Regions from separate parts of the Homo sapiens genome. Here region 2 is linked to region 1. Evidence: read pairs that join two places in POLR2A ChIA-PET (ENCODE). Cell type or tissue: OCI-LY7. All regions are shown on one strand.

Region 1 (2,500 bases):
AACTGTTTTTGCCAGGCCAAATATTAACAGGTATATATATTTGCATACATAAATATTTACCTCTATGTCTTGTGTGTTTTTGTTATGAGACAGAGTCTCACTCTGTCGCCCAGGCTGGAGTGCAGTGGCACAGTCTCAGCTCACTGCAACCTCCACCTCCCAGGTTCAAGCGATTCTCATGCCTCAGCCTCCCGAGTAGCGAGGACTACAGGCGTGCACCACCACGCCCAGCTAATTTTTGTATTTTTAGTAGAGATGGGGTTTTACCCTGTTGGCCAGGGTGGTCTCGAATTCCTGACCTCTGATGATCTACCCGCCTGGACCTCTCAAAGTGCTGGGATTACAGACATGAGCCACTGTGCCCTGCCTCTGTTTTGTGTATTTACATAAATACATGTCTCCAGAGCTTTAAATTCTTCTTAAATTTTAAAACTAGAACTAAACCAGACATTGAGAGGACCCAGAAATATACCCTGACTAACGTGGGTGGAATTTCATTTGGCTTGACTCTTTGGTGAAAAAAAAAAAAATCAGGCTCTCAAGGACTCAATTTGGTGAACCAATGCCAAATAGAAAAATGTTCTTGACATTTTCCCCAAAATAGATGTCTAAAGATTTTGCACTTCAAATTGGTACTTTATGTATTAAAAGTGATATTGAAACTAAATTCCTACCCAATTAGTTGAAAAATATGAAAAAAGCAATTGCTAGAGAATGCAATTTATTAAATGTTGGTGGTCTTTTAAAAAATGAATTCCTCTTGTAGCCAGTGAGATCAGTTATTTATTTATTTATTTTAATAGTAACAAGGTCTCACTATATTGTCCAGGCTGATCTTGAACTCCTGGCCTCAAGCTGTCCTCCCATCTCAGCTTCCCAAAGTGCTGAGATTATAGGCATGAGCCACCATGCCTGGCTAGTTAATGGTTATTAAGTAATACAAACATTTCTGTGAATTCCACCAGATCATTGACTTTGGCATAGTTCACTTAAGACTTTGTTTGATAAAATAAATCTCTTTCACTCTAATTAGGAAGCATTTTTGGGATCCTGATTAATGCTCTAATATTGTGGGGCCAAAAAATATGTGGAACGTGGCCCTGCAGTTAGATGAGCTGAGATCACTATAGTACTATATAGCGCTCTAAATCCTAAATGCTAGATCACTGTAATACTGTACAGATCAGCCACTTGCTGGCTTGTGACTCTGGGCCATTTACTTCACCTCTCAAAAGGCATATTTAAAGTGAGGAAAATAATAAGTTTATTTTGGAAATTCAGTTAGATGATGCAAATTGTTTACTGTAATTTCTAGCATGTAGTTCGTGCTCCATGCATTTAACTGTTATTACAGGTTGTATTAGTATCACATTAAATTACCCACTGAAGTGAAAGTGAAACCAGAATGCTGTCAACGATTAAAAAAAAAAAAAACTCTCAAGCAAGAGCAAACAATGATACTGCCTCTACATTTTCCAAATCTTTGAATGCTTGGCTATTTTAAGGTTTGTGAGGAAAAGATTGCTAAATTTATACAAAAGGAAGGAGATAAATCAGAGGCGGAAGAAACCGTGTACAGAGCAGCGTGTGCATTTGAATGAGGTATTAGCTCCATGCAGAAAAATTAGTTGAGAAGGACAATAGTACTGTCATACTTTTTAAAAACTGAAAGTACCTGAAAGTGTTTGTTTTTTTCTTATTACAGACTAGACATAATAACAATTTTCCTGTCATTCCTGCTTTCCCAGTTCTCCAATACGTAAAGAATCAGGTGGAACAGTAGAGATGGTACAGGAAGGGGCATGGAGAGCAAAGGGAACTATCAGCAAATAAATGTGTGGGCTCTGGGCTTAGGAAAATGGGGCCCTGACTACTTTTCCACTGGATCGTAAGTTCCATGAGAGTAGGATTTTTTTTTTTCAATGTTGGTCAATGCTGCGCCTCCAGGTCATAAAACAGTGCCTGGCACATATTGGCCTCTTAATAAATATTCGAGAATTAAAGAAAGGCCACAAACCAGGAGATACTTGACAGAGCAGGAGGTGACTTGGTGACTTGAGCTTTTGAGGCTCACCTCCATTGAATCTGTCCTCTATGCTTAGATTCGGGGAGTTTTTAGTGCACTATCAGTATACAGTACTACTCCCATTGTGTTATACCATAATACTATGCAGTGAGATTAATAGAAGCCAAATTTCTTTCCTCTTCATTTGGCTGACAAATTAATTGTCACCAAAATCTGATGTCTCTTTCAAGTTTGAGGCAAGGTCAAATGACCCAGCCACTGAATCTTATGTCCCATCCCGATTAGGACCCAACCATACATTACTATTATCAATTAGTTATAGTGATAATATAATGTGTAATACAGGGGTGTCCAATCTTTTAGCTTCCCTGGGCCACATTGGAAGACTAAGAATTGTCTTGGGCCACACATAAAATACACTAACACTAACTATAGCTGATGAGCTAAAAAAAAAATCGCCAAAAATCTCATAAT
Region 2 (2,500 bases), 430 kb after region 1:
AATATGAATGAAGCCCTGGAGTACTATGAGCGGGCCCTGAGACTGGCTGCTGACTTTGAGAACTCTGTGAGACAAGGTCCTTAGGCACCCAGATATCAGCCACTTTCACATTTCATTTCATTTTATGCTAACATTTACTAATCATCTTTTCTGCTTACTGTTTTCAGAAACATTATAATTCACTGTAATGATGTAATTCTTGAATAATAAATCTGACAAAATATTAGTTGTGTTCAACAATTAGTGAAACAGAATGTGTGTATGCATGTAAGAAAGAGAAATCATTTGTATGAGTGCTATGTAGTAGAGAAAAAATGTTAGTTAACTTTGTAGGAAATAAAACATTGGACTTACACTAAATGTTTAATTCATTCATTTTATTGTGAAATAAAAATAAAATCCTTAGCTCCTCCACCAACTGAACAGACCCTCTTGGCCAAGGAGACCCCAGAAACCTTAAAAACTAAGTTTCCCAACCATGACAAGATGAGAGATCATTCACACCTCATTATATTCCCTCCCTTGCTAACTGCCATTGGACTTTTTCCACTGAGTTAAACAGAAACCCATGGAAAACAAAGAACAGAAGACTCACTCCTTGGCTGACTTCACCTAGCTCACTCCACGTAGCGCCACAGCCAGACTCCCCTCCCCTCTTGCGGTTTCCACATGACAACTGATCAGCCTTCCCTCCTGATAAGTGACCACTGCCCACAGACTGGTTCTGGCCAGTCCATGGAGGCTGCACACAGGGTGCCTCTATGTCCTTTGTTTCACCTTTTGATATAGAAAGGCTAATTTTGCTGTATTTTAATGTTAAGTCTCCACCACAGAGTGAACACAGAATGCATGTGACATACATGTTTACATACCACTATTGTGTGACTGCCCCTCATGAATATTCATAGCCCCCCATAACCTGTTAACTATGTGTGTCTAGCCAATCCACCAACCATAAAACTTCTGTAATACCCTCCCTTCCTCCAAGAGCCTGCTTTTGGTTGCTGTGGTAGGCTCTGCTTCCCAGGCTGCAGGTTGCAGGAGAGGAGGCTGCAGTGGCTCACGCCTGTAATCTCAGCACTTCGATGGGACGAGGCAGGCAGATCACCTGAACCCAGGAGTTCGAGAGCAGCCTTGGCAATGGCAAAACCAACCGTCTCTACAAAAAATGCAAAAACTTAGCTGGGTGTGGTGGCATGCACCTGTAGCTTCAGTTCCAGCTACTCAGGAGGCTGAGGTGAGTGGACTGCTGGAGCCAGGGAGTTCGAGGCTGCAGTGTCGAGATCTTGCCACTGCACTCCATTCTGGATGATAGAACGAGACCCCATCTCAAAAAAAAAAAAAGTTCTCTCCAATTGTATATAGCTTGTGATTTTATGTCAACACTATCAATAAATAGCTTTCAGTGCAAGAAACCAAAAATACTGTAATAAACAGGCACATATTCTTCCCAAACCTCATGCAGTTTACAATCTAGTGAGAGACACAGATAGCAGTACAGAGTCAATTAAAGGTTAGTTTTCTTCATGAAGATGTTTTAATTTTAATTCAATGTGAAAGGGTTCCAAGGAGTTTATCTTGTTTTATGCCATTTTATTTGAAGCACTACTTACTAAGTCATTTGCTGATATTAATCTAGTTAAATCAAGAAATATTACATGAAAATGTTGCTAAATCAGAGATCATGGGTAACAATCACCTTTGATTATGAATAATCATATTTTATTGAAAGGCAAGGCACAACAAATAATAAGAAGGAAAAAATAAATAAGCAATGTTATTGATCTTTCATTCTGTATATGTTTTGGGGGGAATATACTAGTTTCTTTTAGTGGCTGTAACAAATTACCACAAACTTGGTGACTTAAAATTTCACAGATTTACTCTTTCTTACAGTTCTGGAGGTCAGAAGTCTGAAATGGGTTTCAATGAGCCAAAGTCAAGGTATTGATGACGCTACACTCCTCCGGAGGCTCTAGGCAGATAGCCTTTTCCAGCTTCCAGAGGCTGCCTGAATTCTTTCATCCATCTTAAAAACCAACAGTGTAGTAGCCTCAAATCTCTCTCTCTGCTTCCTTCTTCACATCTCCTTCTCTCCTCTGACTCTTTTGCCTCTTTCTTCTAAGGACGCACCAGGTCCACCTGCATAATCCAGAATAATTGCCCCATCCGCAAATCCTTAATTTAATAACATCTGCAAAGTCCCTTTTGCTATGTAAAGTAGCATGTTCACAGGTTCTGGAGACTTGGCCATGGATACGATTGCGGGGGGGGCATTATTCTTACCACAGAGCACCCCAAGAAAATCTCCAAATTTTGGGCTTCCAATCCATTTTGCTTCAATTATTTAATATTTTTACTCCTTCCAGTAGATACTGATTTCATCCATTGCCCTTAAGAAGGTAGGACAGAGATTATGGCACATCTCACATTAAATGCTATATTTTCGTTGGAAATACATTTTTTGCTTCAACTTTTATTTTAAATTCAAGGGTACATG

What was found. ChIA-PET counts read pairs that join two places held together with the same protein. Peaks named below come from ENCODE experiments on the same cell type or tissue, not always from the same donor. Only the 100,000 strongest peaks of a DNase experiment are listed, where the experiment ranks them.
Region 2: POLR2A ChIA-PET joins it to region 1 with 12 read pairs; 2 of 35 experiments call an interaction of 5 or more read pairs at or near these places.

The regions. Positions count from the first base shown.
Region 1 is chr10:88,973,734-88,976,233 of GRCh38, forward strand. It overlaps a transcript of ACTA2 not described here and a transcript of FAS not described here. Among named protein-coding and RNA genes, the nearest start is that of FAS, 16 kb to the right of the region's middle. In OCI-LY7, no CTCF peak of the experiment used is centred here; a DNase peak (open chromatin) is centred at 1,298; H3K4me3 peaks cover 1,194 bases; H3K27ac peaks cover 476 bases.
Region 2 is chr10:89,403,629-89,406,128 of GRCh38, forward strand. It overlaps IFIT1 (interferon induced protein with tetratricopeptide repeats 1), which reads left to right. Exons shown (of 2, transcript NM_001548.5): 2 at 1-2,500. The coding sequence ends at 84. It also overlaps a transcript of LIPA not described here. Among named protein-coding and RNA genes, the nearest start is that of IFIT5, 9.7 kb to the right of the region's middle. In OCI-LY7, no CTCF peak of the experiment used is centred here; no DNase peak of the experiment used is centred here.